Linked DNA regions of Homo sapiens: regions 2, 3 and 4 are each linked to region 1. Evidence: chromatin contacts called from ENCODE Hi-C or POLR2A ChIA-PET data. All regions are on one chromosome and are shown on one strand. Each heading gives the region's core, a stretch centred on a gene start or an enhancer-like site at or near the end of the contact. The rest is flanking DNA. Distances are from core to core; before and after follow the strand shown. Region 1 holds the start of WDR43 (WD repeat domain 43). Region 2 overlaps ALK (ALK receptor tyrosine kinase). Region 3 overlaps PLB1 (phospholipase B1). Region 4 overlaps PLB1 (phospholipase B1).

The links. Hi-C counts contacts between places; a loop is a spot of excess contacts on that map. ChIA-PET counts read pairs that join two places held with the same protein, here RNA polymerase II (POLR2A). Pooled maps may share reads with other maps.
Region 2: a loop to region 1 is called in a pooled map, with 17 times the contacts of the local background. The contact joins the enhancer-like site here to the promoter of WDR43 in region 1. A Hi-C loop is called at or near these places in 8 of 50 pooled maps.
Region 3: a pooled map shows a loop between it and region 1 (4-fold over the local background). The contact joins the enhancer-like site here to the promoter of WDR43 in region 1. A Hi-C loop is called at or near these places in 1 of 50 pooled maps. POLR2A ChIA-PET finds 5 or more read pairs at or near these places in 2 of 52 experiments (HEK293 and T-cell).
Region 4: a pooled map shows a loop between it and region 1 (6-fold over the local background). The contact joins the enhancer-like site here to the promoter of WDR43 in region 1. A Hi-C loop is called at or near these places in 1 of 168 maps with a recorded cell type or tissue (CD8-positive, alpha-beta T cell) and 6 of 50 pooled maps. POLR2A ChIA-PET finds 5 or more read pairs at or near these places in 4 of 52 experiments (CD4-positive, alpha-beta T cell, PC-9, activated CD4-positive, alpha-beta T cell and 1 more).

Annotation. Positions count from the first base shown.
Region 1 is chr2:28,890,247-28,897,376 of GRCh38, reverse strand. WDR43 (WD repeat domain 43) reads right to left here and starts at 2,710. Exons shown (of 18, transcript NM_015131.3): 1 at 2,454-2,710. The coding sequence starts at 2,678. RefSeq lists enhancers at 1,321-1,942, 2,017-2,116, 1,943-2,566 and silencers at 2,217-2,336, 2,357-2,406, 2,447-2,506, 2,647-2,726.
Region 2 is chr2:29,311,903-29,319,032 of GRCh38, reverse strand. ALK (ALK receptor tyrosine kinase) reads left to right here. Exons shown (of 29, transcript NM_004304.5): 8 at 629-729. Among named protein-coding and RNA genes, the nearest start is that of CLIP4, 200 kb to the right of the region's middle. Within about 2 kb of position 4,117, at least 6 of the 41 ENCODE cell types and tissues checked have a DNase peak (open chromatin) inside an H3K27ac peak, as active enhancers do.
Region 3 is chr2:28,523,919-28,531,048 of GRCh38, reverse strand. PLB1 (phospholipase B1) reads right to left here. Exons shown (of 58, transcript NM_153021.5): 5 at 5,742-5,782; 6 at 5,104-5,144; 7 at 1,642-1,732; 8 at 1,270-1,321. Among named protein-coding and RNA genes, the nearest start is that of PLB1, 31 kb to the right of the region's middle. Within about 2 kb of position 2,613, at least 5 of the 41 ENCODE cell types and tissues checked have a DNase peak (open chromatin) inside an H3K27ac peak, as active enhancers do.
Region 4 is chr2:28,619,079-28,626,208 of GRCh38, reverse strand. It overlaps PLB1 (phospholipase B1), which reads right to left. Exons shown (of 58, transcript NM_153021.5): 47 at 5,877-5,944; 48 at 5,566-5,609; 49 at 5,231-5,330; 50 at 1,101-1,152. Among named protein-coding and RNA genes, the nearest start is that of PLB1, 130 kb to the right of the region's middle. RefSeq lists enhancers at 980-1,139, 1,230-1,379, 4,330-4,419. Within about 2 kb of position 4,513, at least 34 of the 41 ENCODE cell types and tissues checked have a DNase peak (open chromatin) inside an H3K27ac peak, as active enhancers do; they include CD4-positive, alpha-beta T cell, CD8-positive, alpha-beta T cell and PC-9, where a contact is called at or near this core.

The DNA.
Region 1 (7,130 bases), core at 1,461-3,960:
ATGCCTCATACACTAAGCCTCAAAGATGTAAAATAAAAGGAAGGGTTTAATAAGATGAGAGCACCTTAACATGTGCCTTTTTTTTCTAAGATATCTTGTTACAGTACATATGACTTTTTAATTTTATACCATAATATATGTGCAAGTTTGTTTTAATACAAGAAAACTGTCTCTCCTTAGTTTATAAGTCAAACTGATGCTCCAAGAGGACACACCCTCAAAGTAGGGAATGTCTCTACATTCCTTCCAGCTCTCTCAGTTCTGTGACTCAAGATTGAGAGTAACAAAATCGGGGCACTTGACCAGGAGTTCGGGGCACCATGACTCTAGAGGCCACACTCCTTTATTGGTTATTAAGGCTTGAGTCAAGTCATTTACCTTTCTTAGCTCTGATTTTCAATCAGTTTTTTTAAAATGCAATTAATTTCAGGGGATTCCATAGTCATGTGGTTAAAAGGAGACAGTGCAGATAAAACGATGCTGAAACCTAGAAAAAAATTTTGTTTAATGTAGCTCAACTCTCGTTTGTCAATGAGGTCCTCAAAATTAAAACAACTTGCTCAATATGACAAAGTAAGTTTTGAGTCTGGGCTATGAAACCAAATCCAGTTATTTTTCTAGTTTACCATAGTGTTGCACATAATCCAAAACTATGACTTTTAATATGAGATTAGGAAATTTCTCTTGGGCATACAATGCAACTGAAACTCAACAGAAAAGCAAAGTGGGTGACATTTTTTCCAACCTAATATTAACTATCTGTTGCAGATAACCAAGAACCGAGCTCTTAAGGACCTGAGTTCTAATCCTGGTTCCATTTTTTACTTTATTCAAGTTGCTTAGTTTCCCAGAGTTTCTGTTTCTTTCCCCGAAACAAGGCAGAAAGTTCCTTATCAACACTTCAGGACTAACCACACAAATATCAGATATTAATAATACTTAACACTTAAAGCACTTACCTGTCAAGAACTATTCTAAGTGTTCTCTGCATTATTAAATATATTAACCTTCACAACCACTCTATGAAGAAGATATTATTATCCTCATTTCATAAATGAGGAACCAGAGGGGCAATTACCACTATGAAGCAGAGGCTAGAATCAAATATAGACAATATAGCCAGCTTGGGTCCACGCACCTACCTAACCACTGCTCCGTATTTCTCTCAGCATTAGTATTACTATCACTTTACAGGACTGTTAAAATACAACCACAGAAAACTTTGAAAATAAAAGATAAGCAGAGCGCTGTAATTTTAACAATAAAAACTGATTTTTTTTTTAGTTTTATGTTTGACTTATAAGCCCTGATAGGTTTATTTTATGAATCAACAGGATAAACTATGAAAATGTAGCTTAAAATTTGAAAAATATCTAAACATGCCCAAAGTATAGCAACTTATATGTATCCCTTTTCCCAACCCAAAAATTTAGCAGGCTTCCCAGGTCGTCAGAGAGAGTAAGATCCTAAATAGCTTTTACAGTTCTCCACATTGAAACAGCTCACATCACACACCTCAGGATACCTGATGTTTCCAAATCACTTTGCAGTGATTCGGTTTGGCTACTCTGTAAACGCAATAACCACGTGCATGCTGAGTTAGAGAGATGTAGCTGAGTGACTCAACAGTGAAAGGCATTTACCTGACACGGGTCCCTAACAATGAAAAGCTCTGCCTAACTCGGCAGTTTTCCATCTAAGGGTAATTTCATCTGCACTCATAAAACATTCACTAAATCAAGCTACTACTTCACTTAACCTCCACATCCTAATACAGACTTCAGATTGGGGTGGGTGGGGAGCAGTGTGATCGGCTTGAAAGCGGGGCGGGAGGGGCGAGCAGATGTTAAAATCAAAAAGCAGTGAGTTCAAAAAGCTGAGAATGTAGAGGTGCCTGGGAAAGGCAAAAGTTAAGAGTTGAGAGTCCCACAACCTGGACGGGGACGAGAACACGTGGTGAGCCGGCACCCAAAGGGGGGGCAGGAGGGGGAAGGTCCGGAAGCAAGTACAGACTAGTCCATACCAACTGCCCAGTGCAAAACTGATGAGCCGGATCACAGACAGAGGAAAGTTAGATAGTCCCAAGATGGGGCTCTGTCAAAAACCAGAACTCTGATGAGCCAAGGCCCGGCAGAAGGAAGCCGCCCCAGGGGGACCAGGGGACTTGGCGAACATGGCTGCCCGTCAACAGTGGGGCCCAGGCCTCATTGGGCCAGCCGGCAGGGCTCGGATACGAGGCCGGCCGGGTCGAGCTGCGCCCTCCCTCACTGCCCTCGCGGCAGGCCGCACGCGGGGCTGGCGGCTTGGGCCCTGAACGCGCCGACGCCGCCTCCAAGCCTTCTGGCCCGGGCCGCTGAGAGCCACGCGCGATGCCGGACCACGCGCCACCCGGCCCGGAGGCCCGAAGCCGAGCCCGGGAAGGCGCCCGCCCCGCGCAGTCCCGCTCGCTTTACCTTGGCCTGCAGCCGCGCTGGCGCCCAGGCCAGACAGGTGCAGGTACCACTGAGGTGCGCGGAAGGCACGTACTCCTGGTGCAGCCGGTTGTTGGCCGTCTCCCATACTCGTAAGTGACCGTCGGTAGAGGCCAAAGCGAAGTAGGCCTGGCTGTGCGGGGAGAAGGCGCAAGGGACCCCAGCAGGGGCCAGGGGGTCGCAGCTACCGCCGCCGCCCGCCGCCATTGCTGCTCTGGCCCCGCTGCAGCCACGTGTTCGTCCGTGCGCAGGCGCACCGGCGCGGGGCGGAGCCTGGAGGAGGAAGTGAGGCGGAGGGAGCGCCGGGGGCTCAGGGAGTGGATCTTCGCGTCGCAGGAGAGCTTCTGGCGGATCCGCCCTGTGGACGGTGGCCCGCTAGGGCCTGTCGCTATCTTGTTCTGGGCGGGAGTGGGAGTATGGGAGAAAGTAATTGTAGAATTAAGATCAAGTCCTGTTCCTTTAAAAAAAAAAAAAAAGGGGGGGGGCCGGGCGCGGTGGCTCACGCCTGTAATCACAGCACTTTGGGAGGCCGAAGTGGGCGGATCCCCTGAGGTCGGAGTTCGAGACCAGCCTGACCAACATGTAGAAACCCCCGTCTCTACTAAAAATAAAAAAATTAGCCGTGGGCTGGGCGCGGTGGCTCACGCCTGTAATCCTAGCACTTTGGGAGGCCGAGGCGGGTGGATCATAAGGTCAGGAGTTCAAGACCAGCCTGGCCAAGATGATGAAACCTCGTCTCTACTAAAAATACAAAAAAATTAGCCGGGCTTGGTGGTTGGCACCTGTATGTAATCCCAGCCACTCGGGAGGCTGAGGCAGAGAATTGGTTGAACCCGGGAGGCGGAGATTGCAGTGAGCCGAGATCGCGCCCCTGCACTCCAGCCTGGGCGACAGAGCGAGACTCGTCTCAAAAAAAAAAAAAAAAAAAAAAAAAAAAAAAAAATAGCCAGGCGTGTGGCGCACGCCTGTAATCCCAGCTACTCGAGAGGCTGAGGCAGGAGAATCGCTTGAACTCGGGAGATGGAGGTTGCTGTGAGCCGAGATCGCGCCATTATACTCCGGGCAACAAGAGTGAAACTCCGTCTTAAAAAAATAAATAATAAATAAATAACAATTTTTTAAAACTTTAAAGAAAATGATAAGGTAGAACGAAAGGTTTGAAGGAAATCTTCAGCCGAGCGCGGTGGCTTACACCTATAATCCCACTTTGGGAGGCCGAGGCGGGCAGATCGCCCGAGGTCAGAGTTCGAGACCAAGCTAGGCAAAATGGCGAAACCTTGTCTCTACTAAAAATACTAAAATTAGCCGGGTGTGGTGGTGTGTGCCTGTAGTCCCAGCTACTCGGGAGACTGAGGCAGGAGACTCCTTGAACCCGGGAGGTGGAGGTTGCAGTGAGCCGAAATCGCCACGCCACTGCACTCCAGTCTAGGTGACAGAGCGAGACTGTCTCAAAAAAAAAGAGAGAGAAAAGAAGTCTTCACTTTCAAATTGATAATGATTGTAACAACTGCTTCCGTTTCCCCCTATTCAATTCCAGGCTGTAATCATTTACAAAATAACAATGTATTCAGTTATAATAATGTAAAAGTAATGATCGGAACAACTATTCCCTCCTGTTTCTCCAGATTTATCTCATGTTGCTACATCAAATAGACATTTTTAGGCACACGCCCATAGTCTGGAGGCTGAGGGAGGAGGATGGCTTGAGCCCACGAGGTCGAGGCTACAGTGAGCTATGACTGCTCCACTGCACTCTACCCTGGGTGACATAGTGAGATCCTGTATCCAAAAAATAAAGGGTAGATTTTTATATTTCTCCTAAATATTCACCAAATCAATGCATTCTAATTCAAGGAATGCTAGGTACTGTTCAGCCCACACAGAGCCTATTGCCTGCCAGGAAAGATAAAAACCACTCTCATGGCCATGGGAAGGCTCAAGCTTTTACAGCTACGGAGCAGCATGGTAAGATTTGCATTTTATTGTTTTCTTGTTTGTTTTTGTGTTTTGAGACAGAGTCTCACTCTGCCCAGACTGGAGTGCAGTGGCACAATCTCAGCTCACTGCAACCTCCACCTTCCGGTTCAAGTGATTCTCCTGCCTCAGCCTCCCAAGTAGCTGGGATTACAGGCGTGTGCCACCACGCCTGGCTAGTTTTTGTATTTTTATTAGAGATGGGGTTTCACCATGTTGGCCAGGCTTGTCTGGAACTCCTGACCTTAAGTAATCTGCCCGCCTCAGCTTCCCAAAGTTCTGGGATTATAGGCGTGAACCACTGTGCCTGACCAATATTTGCATTTTAGAAAGATTACATGGAGACAGTGTAATGAATGTATTAGAAGGAAGCTAGGTTGGAGGCTCGAAACCCCAGGTGGAGATGATGGTGAGTGGCTTGGAGAAATAGCGATGCAAGGAAGTTTCAAGAGTGTTTATTATGTACAATGAGCCGGATTTCAAGTGGCCAAGGGAGAGATAGAGAAACGGCCAAGGATTACTCATTGAGCTTTTACAGGGAGAGACTGGTTGGTGACCCAATTCACTTAGGATAGTGAATCCTGGAAGATTTTTGTGCAAGAAGATGATAGTGTCTTTAGTCTGGGAATGCTAAATTTGAGACATCTAATTTGGCACTTGGATTCATTCAGTTACTCAAACAAACTGAATGCCTGCTATGTGCCAGGCACTGTTTTAGGGTACCAGGAATCTACCAGTGATCATGAGAGACAAGATTCCTGCTTTCATGAAGCTGACATTCTAATCAGGGAAGCACATAATAAACAAACAAAGAAAACTCTATTTCAGCTAGTGCAAGCTGCTATAAAGAGAAATAAAGCCGGAGGAGGGAAAAGAGTTTAAGTATTGAAAGGAATTAGGGACAGCCTCACTCAGACCATGCAATATCAGAAGGAAGAGCAGTCAACCTGGGGAGAATAGCAAGTGCAAAGACTGAGGCAACAAAGACCTTGACTAGTGGAAAGAAAAAGCTTTGGAGAAACTTAGGGTAGATAGTGACAACTAGAAAAATCAAAGGTAGCAGCTGAGTTCAGAGGGAGCCAGACTATTTAGTACCTTGTAAATCAGAGTGAAGTATTTGGATTTTATTATAAGTATGATAGAAATAAGCCACTGGAGAATTTTAATGTTTTTTTTTAAGAGGTGGGGTCTTTCTGTGTTGCCCAGGCTGATCTTGAACTCCTGCACTCAAGGAATCCTCCTGCCTTGGCCTCCCAAAGTGCTGGGATTACAGGTGTGAGCCACCACATCCGGCCCCCTGCAGTTTTGAGCAATGAAATAACATGATCTGATTTATATTATTGAAAGACATCCTGGCTGCTAGATGAAGTCTGTAGGCAAGAATAAAAGCAGAAAGACAAGGTAGAAGGCTGTGGAGTAGTAGTCGGGACAAGGACAATGATTGGTAGGACTCTGATGAAAGCAATGAAGGTAGCGAAAAATGATCAGATTCCAGATATAATCTGAAGTTAGAGCCAACAGGAATTGCTAAATGAATTGACTGTGAAGGGTGAGGAAAACAGATGAATGAAGAGTGACTCTGATGCCTGGGCAAATAAGTGAATAGTGATACCATTAGCTAAATTGGGGAAAGAGTTTTGGGTGGAATGGAGATCAATCTTTGCACTTGCTGTTCTCTGCACACTGACTGCCCTTCCTTCTGACCTTGCAGAGCCAGAGTGAGGCTTTGCCTAATTCCTTCGAATACTTAAGCTCTCATTTCCCTTCTCTGGCTTTGTTTCTCCTTGTAGCAGTTTGCACTAGCTGAAATAAAGATTTTTTTTTTTCTTTTTCTTAGATGGAGTCTCACTCAGCAACCCAGGCTGGAGTGCAGTGGCACGATCTCTGCTCACTGCAACCGCCGTCTCCTGGGTTCAAGTGATTCTACCGTCTCACTCTCCCGAGTAGCTGGGATTACAGGCACCCGCCATCATGCCCAGCTAATTTTTGCATTTTAGTAGAGACGGGGTTTCACCGTGTTGGCCAGGCTGGTCTTGAACTCCTGACCTCCGGTGATCCGCCTGCCTCAGCCTCCCAAAGTGCTAGGATTACAGGCGTGAGCCACTGCACCCAGCCTAGAGATTCATTTTTAAATGTGTTTATTATCTACTTCCCTGACTAGAATGTAATCAGTTTTGGACAGTTAAGTTTGAGATACCTACTATACATTCAAGTAGGGTTGTTCAATAAGCAGTTAGATATATGAGTTGGGATTTGGAGAAAACATCACAGTTAGAGATATGAATTTGGGATGCATTAGCATACAGCTGCTATATGAAACCACGGGACTGGAAAGATCATGTTGCGTGTTAGTATAGGTAGAAAAGAATTTAGTCCCAAGCTGTGCCAATCTTTAGAAGTCAGGGAGAGGAAGAGGATTTTGCAGAAGAGATTGAGAAGAGATAACAGCAAGGCACAATGAAAACCCAGGAGAAGGAGGTGACCCAGAAACCAAATTTTTATAATTTCAGAAGCAAGACATGATAAAGCCACGTCAAATGCAGCAAAGATGAAAACTAAGAATTAACTAGTAGACTGGGAAGATCAGGGTCATTGGTGCCTTCAAAAGCGTTTTTAGGCCAGGCACAGCAGCTCACTCCTGTAATCCTAGAACTCTGGGAGGCCAAGGCAAGAGGATCACTTAAG
Region 2 (7,130 bases), core at 2,868-5,367, 420 kb before region 1:
TGGAAGGCCACGCATGACTGAAAATGGGGAGGGTGGAGCTGGGGAGGCCAGTGTGCTTCAGGCTAGTCCTGGGCCATGGGCTAAAGCTGGTGACCTTGGAAGATCAGGGATGTGGTAGCCCAGATGATGGTGCTGGGACCTCACAGGCAGTTTAGAATGAAATTGTTGGCCAGGCGCAGTGGCTCATGCCTGTAATCCCAGCACTTTGGGAGGCCGAGACGGGCAGATCACCAGGTCAGGAGATCGAGACTATCCTGGCTAACACAGTGAAACCCCGTCTCTACTAAAAATACAAAAAATTAGCCGGGCGTGGTGGCAGGCGCCTGTGTAGTCTGCCACTTGGGAGGCTGAGGCAGGAGAATGGCATGAACCCGGGAGGCGGAGCTTGCAGTGAGCCAAGATCGCGCCACTGCACTCCGGTCTGAGCTACAGAGCAAGACTCTGTCTCAAAAAAAAAAAAAAAGAAATTGTTGACAGGTGGGCTTTCTTCTCCATTGCAGGCCAGAAACCTGTTTCCTCAAAGATATCCCTAGGCTAGATAAGAACTGTGCACAGTCCATTAACCCTGCACCCCTGGTCCCCCAGTTCCTGATAATGGCGTGCTTGTGATTCTTTTCCTCTCTCCTAGACCATGCTCTATTGCTCAGTACCACTGATGTCCCCGCTTCTGAAAGTGCTACAGTGACCAGTGCTACGTTTCCTGCACCGATCAAGAGCTCTCCATGTGAGGCAAGTCTCCTTGTTTCTCTAGTTCTCTAATTTCTCCTCCCACCTCTTGTCACTTCCGGAACCCAGATTAAGAAAGTAGCCTAGCTGGCTGGGCTGGTCGTTCTCCTGGGGAGAGAACAAGAGGGCCACCTCTGCCATCTTCGAGGCAGAGCATGTCCATCAACATGGTAAAGCCCTATCTACAGAGAATCATGCCTTAAACAGCCATACCCAGCTGCACTGAACTACTTGCAGTAGAACCATGATTTAATCAAACCCAGAAGAGATTTTCCATGGCATAACAAGGGAGAGTGACAAGGATTGCAAAAGACTTTCTACAGAATCCTTTTTAAAAACATTGAGCTCTTGTAATACATTGTAAATACTATACATCCTCAAAAATTTGATTTACATAAATTTCACTAAGACATCAATGGCATTCAGTGAGGTACCTCCAAAACTACTCTCTCAAATGGTTCCTGATGCTGTTATCTCATTGGTGTGGGTGGAGGGACTGGCGCCCTGTTCCTTAGCATACAGTCATATTCTTTAGGGGCCAAGAAATGTACTTAAGACCCCAGCATGGTACAGTGATTAAGCTCATGGACTCTAGAATCAAATTTCTGAGTCCAAGTCGGGTTCCACCACTGATTGATTGTATAGTTTGTTTGGGCAGTTAATTAACCTCTTGGGGCTTCAGTTTCCTCACTGGGAAAGTGAACACATTTATAGTGCCTATCCTGAAGAGTGAGGATTAAATAGATAATGTCCAAAGGGCTTGGAAGAGCATTGGGCACAAAGTAAGCACTGCAGTATTTAGCCCACAGGGTGCCTGGCACACTGTATCAACATTCAGAAGGACACTGGGGGAAGAGGAAGAGAACTTGAGCCAGAAATCAGACTGTAAGCTCCAAGAGAGCAGGCCATGTCTTGTGCTTCTTTGTACTCCCTCACTGCACCTGCATCAACATCTTGCGTGTAGTAGAAAACCTACACGTAGTTTGGGTTTGGCCAGTCATCTCGTTCTGGACACTCACAGGAGAAATTCCTGTCTGGCTCAGTTTCAGGAATAGCTATGCACCCTCTGAGCAATTTGTTTCCTGTCAAGTTGTAGACATTGTGAAACTGACCAGATTCACTTCTCCTTCTGTGGCTAATAGAAATCCCAGGGTGGTGGTTCTGTGGCCAGCAGAGGGACAGACAACAGGATTGCCCCTGCTAAGGGATGCAGGCAGAATCAAGCCCCTCGAGTTTCTCATAAAATAAAAACTCACAGACAGAAAACAAATAAGAATGGAAAAGATGTAGAAATGATTTTTTAATCCGAGGAGTGGTTAAATTAAAACCAAGGCTCCACTTGGCAAGCAAATGGGACTTTGTGATATGCAATTTGTAGCAGCTTACTCCTGGTTTGATTTTATAACTCGACATTCGCCACTTCCTTCTCACCCTCTTCTAGGCTATGCTATCCTACTAGATTTTATGTATCTCTGTGAACCACCTTAAATCCTTTTTGGAAGAATTCTGAGCACAAATAAATAGATTCATTAAATTAAATTGTGTTTGAGAAACCATGCTATCTCATGCAGATGGTGGAATTACACAGTCATTGCTGATATTTCTCAGGTGTCTGAGAGCAGGTACCTAGAAAGGAAGGCTTTTTGAGAGAACATATAAATGAAGACAGATGGTTGGCCCACCGGAGAGGACGGGAGGATCCTTAAGAGCATTTGGTCTTTAAATTTACTCTTCGCTGGGTTTAATATGAGCCAAATTTCAGAAAAAGAAATGTCAAGGTACAAATGATATTATTCTAATACTTCATCATTTCTCTAATAACCTTTGAGTTGATCAATAGCTTAAACAGGTGTTTCGTTTTACTGGCCTGTTTTATTTTTCCTGCAGTCTAATTTGCTCTGGGCTGTTTCTGCTATTCCCTGCCCTTTTCCAGAACTTGGCTCAGCAGGCATAATGAAAGGAAGGGAATAAGTCCATTCCACACTCACATTATTTATATTTATATATATTCATATGATTTCACATTCAGGTTTTCAGACCATTTGTCTAATGCTGATGGGTCTTTGAATTCCCAATGTTGGGAGAAATGTTTTTATCAGGAAAATAAATAACCAAAATAGAAATATGCATTTCTAGATTTGTAAGCCCTACCATTTATTTTATGTGAATCCTAAATGCAGAATGCAGGAAGTTGATTTCCTCCTCCCGGGCGGGCTAAACCCCAGTGGCAGAAAAAAATGGATATTGCATTTCTCTGGGGGACTATGTGAGGTTCACTCAGGGCTTTCAAACCCCACCAACCCTACAGGGGCCTCTGTTGCCTATGGGGCCCGAGTGCAGAAAGATGGACACTAGGCAGAGTTTTGGGGACAGGACTCTGATGAGCATCAGGCCTACAGGGACTGGCGACTGGTCCAGCTGAGCCCTGAGGCTGATGCCTACCACGAAGGACCTTCTTCAAACCCAGCTCAGTCCTGGTCTCCGGGAAGTTAAAGTCATCGTACACTATCTCAAGACACCACAATCATCAGTGGATTCCCAGAGAAGAACTGGTGTCATCTTCAAGAATTTCCTGCAAAGTCTAGAAAGTGAGTTAACCAGTAGTTCTGTGTTTCACCAGTCACATTCACCTGGAAAATGTAACAAATGCCCCACCCTGGACCTACTGAATGACATCGCGAAGAGTGGGGCCCAGGGCTCTGCATTTTTAAACCCTATCCTTGGTGATTTGGAGGTGCACTGAAACTTCAGAGCTATTGGCCGTAGGTGTGCTTGCCAATTGTGACTGAAATTCATTCTGAGCCCATGCAGAGAGTTTTCCTCCTGTCTGTGGCCCCAAATAGCGTGATGTCACTTGTCTTTTAGAAAGATGAGTCAGAAAAGGGATGAGAAATGATGGAGGCGGGGGAGAAGAGAAGCGGGTGGGAGAGCATATGAAACCAGGTCAGGAGCCCCCCATGATGGAGGCATAGCCACAGTGTGCCTTTGTGCCAATCTAACTTCCAGGGCATTCCAGAAGCCTGCCCCACTCCCACCTCCTCCCTCCAGGCTCCTGCAGCCTGCTCTTGCTGACTACCACGGCTGCCTCCTATCTCTCTGCACAGTTACACACGGGGCATGAATATTTAAAGACCTCTGCCTCGCCCAGCCACAAACAAGAAAGAACGCTGTGGTTTTGGTTTTCTTTTTGTGTTCCTCCTCTCCGCCACAAGCTCTTCTCTGCAGGAAACTGGGGAGCCACTTACAATATATTCTGATGTTATTTTTATTTTTATTTTTCTGAGCTCCAGTTCAAATAATTAAAGTTGCCACCGGGGAGGGAAGGCTTGCAGTGGCTTTCATGTGCTCACTTGCTGTCAGACCTGCTCGAATCCGCCTCGGCTTTGAGACACCCGCGGATGTGTCTGGCATTGCAGCCGCTGGTAATAAAGAGCACGGCAGAGTGGCGGCTGACACCACCCCAGCCCCCTGCCTTTCACACACCCCAGCAGCCTGAATGTCTCAACAAGCCCCGTGTGGTTTGAAATTCTATTTTATTTGAATAGCCTGCCTGTGACTAGAATAATTTAAACCACGTTCTCAGGCCTTCTGGGCCTGCAAGGAGAAAAAGTGGACTTTCCTCATTTTCTTTCCCCTCCAAGGCATGGAAGCAGTTTTTCTTGTGTGAGCTACAGAAGTGCAATTTGATCCAAAAATGAGATGGGATCCCCCCAATTTGTGGTGGTCAGTTCCTCAATGCTGGTTTTCCTACCTGGCCAGAGCTGCAGTTGCGTCTCCCCTCTTCTCACACATACATATGTACACGCAAACACACACACACATACACACATGCGTGCACACACCCTCTGGGATCTTGGGACACAGCCGAACCTTTCCACCCCTGACGTCACCTCTAGCAATAAAAGGAATCAGGTTGGATTAGCTGTGGGGAGCTGCTGTGATCTAGGCAGAAGGTGACCAGCGGGCCCCTTCCACGTCTACATGGGCCTGGAGAAAAGGGGACCCATCCTTTGTGTCATTAAAACCAGCAAATGTAGCCCAGAGGGATGTGAGAAGACGCCATGGCCCCTGGAGTTGACCTTGGCCATCCATCCCTGAAGCCCTTCTCAAAGGAAGGCACCCGAAGGCAGGGAATTTTTCTGTAAATTGCTCTCTGATTGATTTTGTAAGACTTTTCAGGGTGCTGGTGATCATCCCTGGAAACAGGCTTATCCTTCCCTCCAGCCTCTCAGTGTGACGCAGAAGCAGGGAAGCCGAGAGGCAGGCTGTGTTGATTGGGCTTATTGAAGCTTGCCCCCGACCTCGGCAGCAGGCAAATAGGACTCTGAAGATGGGAAAAAGAGAGGAACTTTTCTGACTGCTGTGTTTTTAAAGTTTATTAAACTCAGTGACAAAATCTTCTGTGGAAAGTCAAGAAAAGGAGGATAAGAGTAAGAAAACTTAGTATCAGATGGCATGAGACCGAGGAAAAACAAAAGCAGAAGGGGACCTTCCTTTATCAGCCCCCACCAAACTCTCGACAGGAGCCAAAGAAGATGAGCATAACTATTGAATTCAACTCGTTTTCCAGAGCAGATCCTATGCATCACGGGCTCCCCATCCAGATCATGAAATTCACCTCAAGACCCACAGCTAATAAACACAAGACCAAACCTAGATCTTATGATTCTGAGTTTCATGCTCTTCCTGTCACACTGCCCTGCTGGAGACAGATGGAACCTTCTCAACTTGGGGAGAGTTGATGAGAGCTTCAAAAGCATCAGAACTGGCATTACTGTCACCTAACTCAGAGCCCCACCACCTCATTTCTGCAGGCAGATAGAGAATCCCACCCCATTGTGTAAACAAAGAGTTCTCCCCTTCGTCTCTCCACAGGCTGGGAGTAGTCACTGGGTCTAACTCCTGAGCCACCAAGGGGACACTGCCACTCACCTACAGGACTCAAATGGAGTTTGTTCATTGGGTGGGCCTCATTCTCGGCCCCATGTGATCCAACTTACTTTAGCAAATCAGGAAGGAGAAGCCATTCCAGGAGGCCTCATGGGCTTGATTGCAAATAAAGTTGTTATTTCCTGGAGCCAGTTTACCTTCTGCATAGAACGGATGACCATCTAGGGAGAAGAATATTGCACACTTCCCCTCTCTGGGCTGACTGGTAGAAGAACAAGCAAGCCCCTATCAGAGCCCACCTGGGACCAGCCTCTCTGCCCATGCATGGCCAAGCAATGCTACACTTTGTGGTGTTTGTAAAACCCTTCTTGTAAATAGTTGGGGACCAGTACCAAGCTAGAGGGATTCCAGGGTAATGTTATCTCTATCTCCCTCACTAAGCCCAAGTCCCTTTGGTCAGGTATTTGGGGACCAAGATACTCATCAGGCAGAGTTCCTGTGGATGTCCAACCCCCATCTCATCTGATGCTGTGACATCTCTGCAGTGACAGAATGTGCCTGAATTGGGAGAAAGCAAGTCCAGCTCTAGGAGTCAGTGCTTGCCTAAATTAAGAGCAGATCCAGCTAGTCTGGCTGGGGATTGTTTTCACACATGCTGTTCTCTGCACACGCCTCTTCCTGCATTGGAGACCACGGTCAGGACCCCAAGCTAGCATATGATCCCTCTAAGTTGTCCACTCTCTGCCCAGGAGGACATAATGTTGGGCCTATCAGAAAGCACAGGGCTCCTCTGGCTCCCACAGTGTAATGCTGATACCTAGAGCAAGTCGGAGCAGGGTGGTGGCTCCAGGTAGAGCTGCCTCCCTCCTGCCCCACAGCCCAACAGCCACGCCATCTCCTGTGACCAGAAGAATCCAGCTGGCCATGTGGGGCCAGTGCAAAAGGAGCATCACCAAGGCAACGTGGTACAGTGGGAAGGACAGGGCTTGAAGTCCCTTAGCCCTTGGAGGAAGCCCCCCCACTTTCTAGCCTGGAGACCTTGAGTATAGCGACCCACTGTTCTCGGCTTCAGTATCCTCTCCAGGGCTGTCAGGAGAAATGAGTGAGAGGAGATATGAAACATGCCCAGCCTGAATCTAGACACAATTAGGTGCTTAAAAATGGAACCTGTGGTTTCTGCTACTCTGTTGTAGCCATTACTATTATTATCTTCTTATCTGACTTTAGTGATGATTCTGAGACCAAGGCTGGAGCCTGCCTTCTCCAAGGAGCCTGAATCTGGAGGGTTTGGCCTCTGCCCTGCCCTGGGTAGCCTGGCAATATGGCAACACCCCTCTCCCAACTATTGCCAGTGGAGAGGGGTGTTGCCCAGCTCAGTGGCTGGAGTCAGAGGAAGTTTATGCTTTAACAGCAGCCAAGGGGGCCCTGCCACCCCTGTCCACCATCTCCACCAGCTCCTCTCCCCAGCCAGCATGGGCATGGGAGCTCCCTCCTCCAATCTGCCAAAAGTCCCT
Region 3 (7,130 bases), core at 1,364-3,863, 370 kb after region 1:
AACACTGGACTGTGAAGCAGGCACTTTAGATTTGGGCTCTAATTAGCCGTGTGAACTTGCACAGGTCACATGACTTCTGGGAACTTCAGTTTCCTCATCTGGAAAATTACAGGGTTAGACCCAGGATCTCTTCTCTATTTTATAGAATAATCATTATTTCAGAAATTCTGGAATTCTCCTGTTCAAGGAAAACAAACTTTATGGTGTAGCTCCTGCTCTAATCCCTGTCCTTATATGCCTTAGAATGACCTTCACTTCACTTCCTGAACGCTTTAATGCATGCATGGCTGGCTGAAACAGCAGCTTCCCTTGGTTCCAGCAGTCCAGGCTCAGTGCTTAGTTAGATACAGTTTGCTAGCAAGGCTTGCCTTGGTTTGATACTTGCCCATAAGGGCAACACAAAAGATCTAAGGATGCTTATTACAAATTTATATAGGTTATCGAGTAAATAGTATACGAACTGTTAGGAGAGTGGTACCAAGGCACCCAGCATGTATGTGACAGAGGCCTCCACACTCAGAACTAAAATTAATATGGTAATTATTAATAACAGCAATCGCCACTACAATAATATAAAAGCCTGTAGCTTGCATTGTTATGTATTGAGTCTGTGTCAGGCACATCCAATACCTCATTTAATGCTCCCAAAACCCTTTGCTGCAGCTCTTTTATCACCCCATTTCATAAACAGAAAAACTGAGGTTTAGGGAGGTAAGTGCCTTACCCAACATCATACAGCTAATAGATGGAGAATTCAAGATTCAAACTCAAACCAGTCTCACCTGGAACTGAAGCTCTCCACCACCTCCCTGTGGGACAAGTCATTTAGTCCATCTGCTGACTTTCAGCACGACCACAAGGAAAACCATTCTGAAGAGGATGGGTCCTTTTGGCTGAGCATTATCACTCGTCCTGTAATTTCAGCACTTTAGGAGGCCGAGGCGGGCAGATGGCTTGAGCCCAGGAGTTTGAGATCAGCCTGGGCAACATGGCAAAACCCCGTCTCTACCAAAAATATAAAAATTAGCCAGTCTCATAACTGGTCTCAAAATAAATAAATAAATAAATAAAAATAAACAACAACAAAAAAGAATTGGTCCTTTCCTCTAATGACCGCCAGAGAATGGCAGAGACATTTTTTAAAGAACCCAGGTCACACTAGTTGCCGAGTTCATGGTAAAATGGTACGAGGGTCATCATCACTTCGGTCTGCCCGCCTTGCAGCAAAGCCAGGCAGCCCAGCCATGCCAGAGTTGGACGGATGCTTACCAGGTTCTCTTTCATGTTTCTCACCAGTTCTTGAGCCTGAATCCACAAGTCTCTGTGCAGAGGGAGGGAAACAGAGAAAAATTGGCTAAATATTATTTTGTTAAGGGCTGGAAGCTTGCCCCTTGCCATAGCTCAGGTGTCAGTCTCTAAGCTTTATCCACCCCTGGCTTCTGAAGGGTGGGCATTGACCTGTTTTTCAAAATTAGGCTCATCAGGCAGCCTGAAATCAGCTTGAGGGGGCATTTGGGCTTTGACTTAAATACTTCTATTTTTAAGCCTCTTTGACTTTGCCAGCCCCCCAAATCCTCCCACCTATATGTTGAAGACCAGTAGGAACACATAACCTCAGAGAGAGACAGAAAGGGAACTTACTCAGCACCATCGTGGGGTATGACTCTCTTTCCAGTGTGGCACACAGGCATTGGAACAGAAGGACTGAAATATCTGATGATGTCTGAAAGGACTAAAGAGAGAACTGGTTTGAGGCCCTGGCCTTCACCAGCTGAAGGCCACCTCTAAAGACTGACCTACCTACTGCCAGGAGTGGTGGCTCATGCCTATAATCTCAGTACCTTGGGAGGCTGAGGCAGGAGGATCACTTGAGCCCAAGAGTTTGAGACCAGGCAGGGCAACAGAGCAAAACCCTGTCTCTATGAAAACAAAAATCAGCCGGGTGTGGTGGTGCTCACCTGTGGTCATAGCTACTTAGGTGGCTGAGGCAGGAGGATGGCTTGAGCCCAGGAGGTCAAGACTGCAGTGAGCTGTGTTTGTGCCACTGCACTCCAGCCTGGGCAACAGAGCAAGACCCTATTTCAAAAAAAAAAAAAAAAAAAAAAAAGACTGACTCCCTTCCTCTAGGGTGAGCTGCCGGGGTCGCCGCCCCTATTCCAAGGCATGGTCCTTCCTCACACCCTGCCTGGGACTGTGAGGCCACCCCTGTAGCCTCTGTGAGGCTATCTGTACCTCTGGAGCAGGCCTCTGGAAGTGAAGGAGCTAAAAATGAACATCTATAAAATGCTAGGCCAGGCCCAGTCCTAAGCGCTTTACATGCGTTATCTCACTTAATCCTCAGTAACAAACACAGGGCAATATGATCTCCAAGTTAGAGAAAGGGAAAACTGAGACTGAGAAAAATCAAGCGAGCTGCCCAGGGTCTCACAGCTAACTGAGGTTGCTGGGGTTTGAACCAGAGTTCTGGGACACCAAGGCTTTTCACTGTCATGTGCTACTGCCTCATTAGAGAAAGTGATGCTGGGACAGGGACTCGGGCTGCCTTCCAGCCCCCCTCCCTTCTCCTGAGAGTGACAGCAGGGTGGGAAAGCTCCAGGGAACATGCAGAGAACATGTCCCAGAGCTGACAGCCAGAGGACCGCTAAAAATAGTGCTGTCAGGAGCAGTTAAGTTGTGTCTTGCTCCTGAGAGGGAAGAGGGCAGAGCGGGGAGAGAGTGTCATGGGAGGCAGATGCCTCCACTCCTCCCCCCAACTCCCCTTTCTTTTTGCCCCATCCAGAAGTGCCTCGGGGCTTCCTGGGAGCAGAATCCAGAAGGTGGCTTTAAAGGGGCTCCCTGTGAAGGAGGCTGACACTGTGCAGGCAGCAGGCAGGGTGCGGGTGGGAGAGCTGGCCTGGAAGTCAGGGGACTGGTCACTTGGCTTTGCAACCTTGGGCAGCCTCCTAACTCGTGGGTGATTCAATTTTCCCCATCCTTAACCCAAAATAATGAACTTCATTCTCTAACCCCCGATTGGCTTGCAAAGAAACACTTTTCCACCTGTAGTGGGAAAGCGGGGAAAGTTCTGAGCTGGGTTCAGGTTTACAGGGACAGCATGAATGTGTGCATGGGTGAGGGGTACTCTTGCTCCCTCATCTGAGGATAGTCTGTAAGGATCAATGACAAAATACAAATATTTGGTGATAGGTCTGAAAGAGATTGCTTTCTGAATGAAAGGTACCTGTGTCAGTGCTTTGTGATCAAACATGACGTTGGATCTTTTCACGTAAATTTGCCAGTCATTTTGTTTTAAGTCTGCTGTGTACTTGGTCTGTCCTCACTGCCTCCAAGTTCCCTGGCAGCAGTGGGGTGAGAACAAAGGGCACAGCCTGTGGGGCTGGGTTCACAGGGACCATGCCACTTACTGAGCACATAGCCTCAGGAAAGTCCATTTACCTCCCTGACACTCAGCTTTGCCACCCACAAAATGGCCATGGTGGGCGAGGGCATGGCTACGTTTGGAGATCTCAAAGATCAGGAGGCCTCTAAAGTTCTGAGATTGATGGTCAGGTGGGCTGAGCCTGAGCCAGCCCCATCCCATGCTGCACAGCACAGGCCTGGATGTCCCTAGAGTACTTTCTTCTGGGAAGACCTGCTCCTCCTGCTGGCTCAGCCACCCAGCTGAGCTTGCAGCTGTGGTCTCCACTCCTCCCTCCTTCCCCATTGGGTATGCTGGAGTAAGGCCTGCCTCGGAGGGCTTCAGAAGCAAGATCTGCCCTCACACCTGCTTTCTGCGGGACCTCTGGCCAGCTGGGACTCCTGGCCCCTCTGCTTAGAGAGGGGCACTCAGACTTGTAACAGGGCAAATTGGGAGGAAAAATTGAGACGAACTGAGAAATTAGGCAAAGAGGCATCTGCATTTGTGGCTTCAGGGTCTAAACTATATCCTATCTTCCCAGACACCCCCCAAACAAGCCGCTTCTTTTTTCCTACCACTTCAAGACAAACAGGGCCAAGCCTAGGCACAGCTGTGATAGCCACGGAGTTGGTAATGGGCCTCCCCTTTCAGAACCCTTTGATTCTCTCCAAGGGGACCCTCCTGCCTACCGCTTTGGCCACCAACATCCTCTCACCTGTCAATCAGATCCAGGAGGGCTGAACTGCCAGGCTCAACCTTCCCTGCTGGACCATGAGTTCTGTAAGGCAGGGCCAGCATCCTGTTCATCCCTGTGCTTTCCAGGGAACCTAACAATTCATGGGCCCCTCCTTTCAATTCACTGGCTGAATTGACAGGGCACTAGCTGCCTCACTTGTTCATTACTCCCATGGAGCACCAGCTCAGCAGAGCACTTGCATTGTAATCTACGTCTTCTTGCTCTAATACGGACGGCGAAGTGGTTTCCCTTATTCTTGATTTATGAGCACCAAGCATAGGAGACTAACATCCCGCTAGGCTGACCCAGCTGCTGTTAAAGGACTTAACTTCAGGGTGACTTAACAGAATTATAAGGAATCTCTGATATTATATTTTAAAAAAACTAAATTATGATAGTATATTCGCAAGCACATTTGTAAATCAAAAGGCCAAAATGCTAACAATAATTATCTCTAGATAGTGGGATTATAGTTGACTTTTATTTTTTTCATTTCATTTGCCTGAACCCAACTGATGTCTTGTATTTTACAAGCAAGGGCAATATTACAGGATAAAATAGACTGGAAATTCGGCTGGGTCCTCCCCTTGGGTGGGAGGAGTGAACCACGGGCATTTTCCCTGGATGAAGTCTAGCCCTGGGTCTGGGTGGGCAGGAAACTCAGGACTCTGGCCCCGACACCCATTCCAGCTGGCCCCTAAGCCCTCTCCTAGGTTCCCCAATCTTAACCCAATGCCCACTGGCTTCTGTTTGCCCAGAGACCCTGGATACATTTCGCACACCCCCATTCAGGGTTTGTGATTTTTCATATCCTGGCTTCCTGATCTGTCCTCTCAGAACACCGTCCCCTTTCTCCTGGGCTCCAGTGATAAAGTGGCTGGTGGTGTCCATTCTCTTTATTAGAGAGGATGCTGCTGTGTTGGGAAGGAGAGGGGCACTCTGAAATCTGGCCGTGAAAACCACAACTCACCTGTCATCACTCCCATGCACACCTGCTGTGGCCTTTCAGTCCTGCAGGTAGAAGCAGGCATGTGAGTGTCAGGCTGCATTTGTGTCACCTGCCAATAGCCCTTCCCCTTGGCTGTGGTCTATTTCATAGTAGTCTTTGGCCTAGCCTTGCTCTGGTTCTGGGATTATCCTCCCAGGGGTTATAGGCACACCTCAAGTGGCCATGGAGTAGCCAAAATGGGGAAAACAGCTCTCTCTGGACCCTCCTCCGCTCCTCCAACCCGCTCTCATCTGGTCCAAAGCTGCAAGGGGAAACTGACCCCAGGGTAGAATGAGACTGAGCCTGGCCCCAGCCCTGCATGGTTCCCCAAGAGCAGAGCAAGTAGAGCTTGTGGGGAGAAATAAGCACTCCCTCTATTAGCCTTTCCCACTTCTCCTCATTCACCCCAAGGACCCACTGGGGTTCTCAGGCAGAGGAAGGGTTAGACAAGGAGGCAGGAGGCTGGGTTCTGGGAGCTTCTCTGCTACCTTCTCAGAGGGTAGCCTTGAGCAAGGCACTGAGCCTCCCTGGCCTCCAATCTTTCCCATTAATAAGGCAAGAAGATTAGATGGGAGCATCTCCGGGCTCCTTTCTGTTTTCTGTGTTTTCAGGATAGTTACCAGTCTTGCTTCTCCAGATCGCCCGTCCCTGGGTCTGGAGGCTGGAATAGATACTCAATGTTAACACCCAGCCAGGGGAGGTGGCAGAGCCTCTTCTAGTTAGACCGCAAGCTGCCTGTCAGAACTCCCCCTCCTGCCAGTAAGAGGGAACCTACAAGCCCAGGCTTGGTGGCTCACACCTGTAATCCCAGCACTTTGGGAGGCTGAGCACAGGGAGGATCACGTGAGATCAAGAGTTCAAGACCAGCCTGGCCAATATGACGAAACCCCATCTCTACTAAAAAATACAAAAATTAGCCAGGTGTTGTGGCACATGCCCATAATCCCAGCTACTTGGGAGGCTGAGGCAGGAGAATCGCTTGAACCCAGGAGGCAGAGGTTGCAGCAAGCCAAGATGGTGCCACTGCACTCCAGCCTGGGCCATAGAATGAGACACTGTCTCAAAAAAAAAAAAAAAAAAAAAGAGAGAGAGAGAGAGAACCTACAGAGAAAGATGAAGGCTCCTTCTGCAGGGAGGAAAAGTTCTTGGCTTCCTCTGCAGCATGTTTGTCAGACCTTGGAGCGATGGAAGGTGTGGGACGTTTTCCTCCACTTAGATTTCAATGCCCCCTAAAGTCATTAACTTTCTCCATAGAAACAAATGATTGTTTTATTATGACCCTCCAAAATCTAGAATTTATTTAACTCTCCCCCTACTAGACATAAGAGCCATGAAGGCAGGAATGTGTCCATTTTGTACTTAACTATGTTCCTTGGACCTAGAACAGTGCCTGGGTGTGTTGTAAGTATTTAACAAATATATGTTGAATCCATATTTTTGGAACGAACAAGGTAAGTTTCCGATTTCCCCCTTGGTAAAATGCTGGGCAACATAGGACTTGAGCTCTCTGCTGAAGTTCCTAAGTCTAGGACTAGATTTGAGACCGTGGTAACTTGACTGGGAATCACGTCCTTTTGTAAGCTCCCAGAAAGCTTGGAATTGTGCCCAGGACATATAAAATACTTAGCAAATCTTAGCTCTCCTTGGTTGTATTATTTTCAGTTTCTGATGTGAATTTTCTCTCTCAAAATTCCTAGAAGACAGTATCTCCAGGTGTGGTGGTGACAGGCAGACAGCTACACCGCGTCACCTACTCCAGCCTGCACCACTTCCCTTTAAAGGGCCCATCTGTCCTGACCACCCAGCCACAATGAGCACCTGCCTATAGACCTAGGTCACGTCTCTGCAGCTCTCCAGGTAGGACAGGCTGACTGGGAAATCTCACTAATTGGAGACAGCGTCCTTTGCTCCTCAATAAGAGACAGGAGATAAATCTCCCAGGGAGACAAACAAATCACACTAAGATACAAGTCAGGGATTATTTAAAAAGACACCCGACAGGTTAGGTA
Region 4 (7,130 bases), core at 3,264-5,763, 270 kb after region 1:
GCCTGGCCAACATGATGAAACCCCGTCTCCACTAAAAATACAAAAATTAGCCTGGCCTGGTGGCAGGTGCCTGTAATCCCAGCTACTTGGGAGGCTGAGGCAGGAGAATCACTTGAACCCAGGAGGCAGATGCTGCAGTGAGCTGAGATCGCACCACTGCACTCCAGCCTGGGTGACAGAGCGAGACTCCGTCTAAAAAAAAAAAAAAAAGAAAAGCAACAAAGTGGGGCTTCCCAGCCCTCAATTGGTGCTAGGATAAGGTGCTCCACAGAGAGGATGTTTTTTTTTTTTGGCGGTGGGCGCTGGCGGGGGACGGGGTTCTGCTTACACAAGGGAGGGCTATTTTCCCCTTGAAATCTTAAGAAAGTTGTGTCCCTGGAGAAGTAGAATGTGGATGTGTCCCACATATCCTTGGCCCATTAAATGCCGAGGGGATTACCACGTCCCCCCAAATGAAGGCCTTCCAGGGAGCTGTAGGCAAAGGATGCAGCTAGAAGCAAAGGCCCTAAGCTGCCCCTGGGATGAGTTCTTAGGGTCGGGGGAAGGAGACTGGAGGAAGAGCCCAGCGTGGACTGAGAAGCGGGGTTGGGGCTGGGAGGCCCTCTAAGCAGTTGGCTTTCCACTTGGCCACCTCCATAATAGGAATCCCACCGGGAGCTGAATTCCTAGGCATAAACACTGAACGGTTAAAAAAAAAAGTGCTAGTGAGAAGTTTCAGAGGGGCAGGGTGAGGGGAAGGAGGCAGAACTGGATTGGAATGAGAAGCCTATTTTTAGAACCTTGCATTTACATAATAGGGCTCTGGGAAGCCACCTCTTGGTTAAAGCAGGAAGCTGTCAGAGGCCAAGGCCACCACCTCAGCCAACTCCCTGTTCCACCTTGCCCTCCCGCAGCCGGCCCTGGGGTGAGGGGTGCCACAGCCTGCGTCTAGGAGTGTGGCCAGGGCAGGCGCCTCCTTGGTAAGGACTGCTTCTCCGAGGATCTTTTGGCTAGCCCAAAGCAGGAAGTGCTGTGGTGAGAGGGACCCTTATGGGGCTGTCCCCTCCCCAGCCAGCAGGAGATGGGCACCTTTCAGGGGTGGCCTGGGGGCCTGTACTCACGGGGCTGTTTTTCATTCGCTCTACCAGGTCCCAGGCCTGGGCTGGCATGTCCCTAGGTGGGGGGTAGAGAGAGGGGCGTTAGTGCCGGCTCAGGAGCGAGGACTCACGACATGGGATTTTGGCCTAGGAAGAGAGGTGTTTCAAGAAGAATGATGTTACCAGTACAAAGGTCATTCCATTCTCAAGAAATCTCAGCTTAGTAACAATCACATGGCTGCCCTGGACCCTGGAGCCACATTGATCTAGCCCCTGCCACCCAATAGTCTCATCGGCCACTCGGGTTGGGATCCCGTCAAGCCTCCCCTCAGGACTTTCCCTTATACTTCCTCAAGCTCTTTCTTCGTAAGCCAAGCCTGTTCATTTCTTCTTCAGTTGCCTGTTTTAAAAATAACCTTTTGTATATTTGAGAAAAGTCACAGCTCTCAATTATCCCTCAGTTTTCTCCTTTCCAGGCTTAATGACTCCTTTAACCTTTACTTCTAAGCCCTGCTCTCTGCTCCTTTAATCCTTTTGTTTTTCTTTTCTGTGGTTACTTAGATTTCCGCACCATTCCCCATCTCCTCACTTTTTTTTTTCTCCCTCTCCAATAAACCAGGATGGACAGGATTAGTTCTCCCTTCATCCCCTGATGTCTGCCATAAATAAAACAATACCATTTGGTGTTCTGGATGAGCGATATGAATGCCAACGGAACACTACTCAGCCATAAAAAGGGACGAACTATTGGTATACCGAATAACATGGATGCATCGCAAAATCATTTTGCTAAATAAGTCAGATAAAAAGTATATACTCTTTGATCCCATTTATATAAAATTTTTAAAAATGCAAACTAATCTATTGTGATGGAAAGAAGGTTAGTGGTTGCCTGGGGTGTGAGGTAGGGACAGGAAGGAGCAGGAGGGAGAGATTACCAAGGGGCCTGAGAAAACTCCTGTGGGTGATGAACACATTTTTCATCTTGATTGTGGTGATGATTTCACAGGTACAATGTTAAATTGTATCCTTTTTGAGACAGGGTCTTGCTCTGTTGCCCAGGCTGGAGTGTAGTGGTGTGATCACGGCTCACTGCAGCCTCAACCCCTCTGAGCTCAAGTGATCCTCCCATCTCAGCCTTCCGAGTAGCTGGGACTACAGGTCCATGCCACCATGCCCGGCTAATTTTTTGTATTTTTGGTAGAGACAGGGTTTCACCAAGTTGCTCAGACTGGTCTCCAACTCCTGGGCAATCTGCCTACCTTGGCCTCCCAAAGTGCTGGGATTAGAGGCGTGAGCCACCGCACCCAGCCAAATTATATCCTTTTAACATGTGACGTTTATTGCATGTCATTTATACCTCAATAAAGCTGTGTTTAAAGAAATGTCTGTGAGAAGTTAGGTCAGCAAAGGGGATATAGCCAATGAAAGTGTCCATGGAAGAAGCCATAAAAGCAGCAACCAGTGCGAGCTGGCCACTGAAAATCTTTGGGTGGCCACGGTAAGCTAGGTACGTGGCCAAACACACATGGTACCATCCCTACCCTTGTTTCTCATTAAGGAGAATTTACAGATCTAGGATTGTATCCCATACATTATTGCTATTGATGAGTATACCAGAAAGCTATAAAGAAAGACTTTTCTGGTCAAAGGTGACCACAGAAGTGCCTTTAACCTTTTAACAGGTTCAAGGTGTGACTAAGAGAATCCATGGGCAATAAGCCCTCGTGGGTAGGAGGGGAAGTTACAAATGCCGCTTCTTCCCCTCTTCCTAGCCATCTTCTTCCCATCCTTCAGGCCCAGACCAAGTCCTACTTTCCCTTGAGCCTCCTCTCTGGGCTCCCTGATCCACACATCTTGCATTTCCTTTTTTACCCCAGGGACCAGTGGTTCTACTTTCAGCTCTGCTACCAACTTGCTGTTGAGCTTGTACAAGTTGCTGAATCTTGCTAGGATTGACTTTTCCCATCTTTTAAAGGAAGAGGTTGGACTGGATGATTTCAGGGGTCCCTTCTGGGTCTGCATCTGTCTTTAGACAGTGCAGTTCATACTGTGTGCTCTTCTGTTCTCTTAATTGTACTCCATGCGAAGCACTGCATTGTTGCCATACCCAGCATTGTCTTTTTCAGAAAGTTATTTCCCATTTGTTTAGCCTCCTTACCTAGAGTGCAAGCTCTTCGTGGCCAGGGAGTTCATCTTTTGATTCCTTTGTATCTTTTATTTATTTTTAATTATTATTATTTTTGGAGATGGAGATTCATTCTTGTTATCCGGGCTGGAGTGCAATGGCACGATCTTGGCTCACTGCAGCCTCCACTTCCTGGGTTCAAGTGATTCTCCTGCCTCAGCCTCCCGAGTAGCTGGGATTACAGGCGTGTACCATCACACCCAGCTAATTTTTGATTTTAGTAGAGATGGGGTTTCACCATGTTGGCCAAGCTGGTCTTGAACTCCTGACCTCAGGTGATCCACCTACCTCGGCCCTCAATGTGCTGGGATTACAGGTGTGAGTCACCATGCCTGGCCCTTTGTATCTTTTAGTAACCACCTTAGGGTTCACTCTTTTGCAGGTGTTCAATGAATTCTTATTGGTTGATGGAAGGAAAGTTAGATGAAAAAAACTTTGAAACTGAAGATCCATTATTAAATGGCAAACTTTTGGTACATTTGTACTGTACTGCTTTTTTGGTGGGTATTATGTGTGGTACTACATTCTTTTCACGGATTATTTATCTCATTTAATCCTTATGACAACCCTGAGAAGTACTATTATTATCCCTATTTATTGCTGAAGAAACAGACTCAGAGATGCTAGGCAACTTGCCCAAGGTCACACAGCTAGCAAGCCTTGGAGCTGGAATGTAGACACGAATGATCTGATCCCACACCCTATGATATTAGGTGTTCTGCTATGGTTTGTATGTTTCTCTTTAGGTGAACTCATCTGTATCTATGCTAATAAACAACAGAATAGAGATAAAGGAAAGTTATAGAGCAATTATCCAACCTCCCTTTCTTAAGTCAATGGATTACTTTCCTTTCCCCTAACATTGGACATCAGAGATACCCACAAGGAGCCCCATGTTCTCAACTACTTCCCTGGCCACTGACTTCATCTGGCAGAGGAGCTGAGCAGCGGTAAAATAGAAAAGGCAATAAGAGAAGTGAAGTGAGAAAGGAAGAAGGGGCTTGATTGTCAACAGAGTGAGAAATCACCTCCTGGAAAATGAAGCCTGTACTGTACAAGAACAACAAAATGATGATGATAATAACAATAATAACAGTAATTAGATGTTGCTATAATGACCTCATAAAGCCCAGTTTTTGCAGAAAAATAATTTCTTCCTGCTCGTGACGTTGAGGAACTGACATCGCTTCCTGTGGCTTAGAGACTCAAACAGAGCATGGGGCCCACGTTACCACTTCTGAAAGGAACATTCCCTGTAAACAGAGTGAGTCAAGCCAGTGTCGTTTCCCTGGTGATCGGAGCATAGTGATCCTTCTACAAGGCATACACCCAGCACGCTCCATGCAGAAAATCAATGAGCCTGGTCAGGCATTTCAGCTTTAATTATCTGAGTTGTTGTCAACAACAGAAATCCCAGTGAAAACAAACAGCCACCATGCTGTTTTGGGGGCCCTGACATCTAACTCCCTAGTGTCAGAATATAGCTTTTTCAGAGCCAAAGACTGAAGTGAGGTGGGGAGAGAGAAAGGGCAGCTATCCCCCGGGTCATGCACTCAGTTGTCGAGGTGCTGAGAGCCACCCTGCACGTTTGACCTGCTGGGCAGGAGGTGGAGCTGGAGCCAGCAGGGACAGCGCCCGGGTCCAGGGCAGATGTGCGCCTCCTGCTGCCCTGGAGAGGCGGTAATAGCACAGTGGTCAGAGCAAAGGCTCCTGATTCAGGCATGGTCTGATCCTGCCTCCTCTGATAACTTGCTGGATAATCTTGGTGGTTCTGGAAAGCTTATAAGCCTCAGTGCCCCTGTCCAAGGGTGTGAGGATCTCAGGAGATAATTCACATAGAAAGTCCTGCACAGCTGCTATTGCCCCTGGGACCAGGCTTCTGGACACCACCCTCCTCTCCTCCGGTTTCCCACCCTGATGTCTCAGTCTTGCCTTCCACTCGCCCTCCTGTACGGCATCTACTCACCTAGCTCTGGCCCCTTCCGCTGCCACATTTAGTCCTGCTGTCCCCTCCCAGGTGCTGGTAGAGAAGCCAAGGAGGTAAGGGTTGAACTTCTTCAGAATGTCTTTAGAGGAGGAGGAGGAGGAGAAGAGCACAGGTGAGAGCCTGCAGGACCCTCACAGTAACTGAGATGAGCATGCAGGGTGGGGACATGGGTGGGACACAGGAGTTCTGGGGCTTTTCAGGGCTGGCTGACTTCCCTTCTTGCAGATAACCTCCTCTTCCCCTCCTCCAGCAGGAAGGCCCTGGCCCCAGGGAGGACGGCCACAGTGATGGTGCCTCTCTGGGCTGCTACTTACTGGGCAGTGTGGTGTGAGTCTCCAAGTTCCCATCCCCTCCAATGCTGGGGAGGAGAAAGCATATTTGTTAAACTCACACCAACATGCTGCTCCCTGTGTCAACATATGCACAAGCCAGAACCGGAACCGGGTTCTGGGCCCCTGGGGCGTCTCTCCCATCACCCTCAGGGGTAATGCAAGCATTGAGTCTCCTGTCTCAGCGCTGGGACCTGGGGACCCAACTGCATCCCTGGAGGGGTGACAGGAAACACACTACTCACACCTCTCTGAGAGAGCATCATCAATAGAGCATGCATCAAGAACATCCTCACCTCCAAGAGAGTCCCCTCCAAGATGTGGGTAGGTCACTGGAGTTGTTTGGTCGAGCTCCCACTGCTGTCTGTAAAAAGCAAAAAGAAAGTTCAGGGCTGGGGTATAGGCTGAGGGCACTGGAAGAGCCTCCTCTGGCCCTGGGGTAGCAGCTAGGACCTGGATTTGCCTTTTCTAAAAATAGTACCGGCTTTTCTCCAGGCCATATTAAACTTGGAGTGGTCTTGATACATTCTTCTCCTCAGTTCTTTACCTACAGCCAGTAACCAAGTCCTGTTGGTTCCTCCTTTCCACTCTCCCTAGCACCCGCCCCTTTCTTTCTGTTCCCTTTGCCGTGTTCCTAACTGAGACCCTCACCTCCCTGCCACGGGCAATACGCTGGCCTCCTGCCTGAGTGAACTGACTCCAGTTTCTGTTACTCCTGCACATGCCTCTTTCTTCATGTTCCCCAACCCCAGCCCTGACCCTTCAATGAGTCTCCCTTACCTTCAAGATTAAAGCCAAATCCCACCACCAATCTTCTGAGGTCACCATAATCTGGTTTCTACTTTCCTTACCCTTGTTTGCTCCCTCCTTCCCAGTCCACACAAATCTTCAGGGCTAAGCTAATTACCTGCCATTATTTTGGAAGCCTGAGGGCCTTGAGCTGGTCTACCCCATTACCACCCACTCCCATACCCTCATGGAATGCTGAACTCCCTCCTTTCCAGCAGCTTACATTTCCAAATTCGTTCTCTAAGACCCTCATCAGTTCCTATCTCCTCTATACAGCTTTCTCTAAATGCCCTGTCTTAAAAAAAAAAAAAAAAACAAAACCTTGAAATTTACAAAAGTAACAGATGTGAAATGATACAAATATTTAAACAAACGAATAATCTACCCCTACCTTAAGAATCCTGCCCCTTGCCACAGATTCCACACTCCCTCCTCACCCACATGCAAATACCACCAGAGCTCATTAGTGGTGAACAGACTCATATGTGCCTTTCCACATCTTTTTCCATGTTCATGCCAAAATGGAAACACATTCACACACATGTGGGGCTGGTGTTTGTTTCTACCGAAATAACTACCCTATTTTAAAAGTCCTAGGTGGAGGGGAACAACGCACACGGGGGCCTATCAGACAGTGGAGGGTGTGAGGAGGGAGAGGATCAGGAAACATAACTCATAGGTACCAGGCTTAATACCTGGGTGATTAAATAATCTGTGCAACAAACCCCATGCCACAAGTTTACCTGTGTAACAAACCTGCA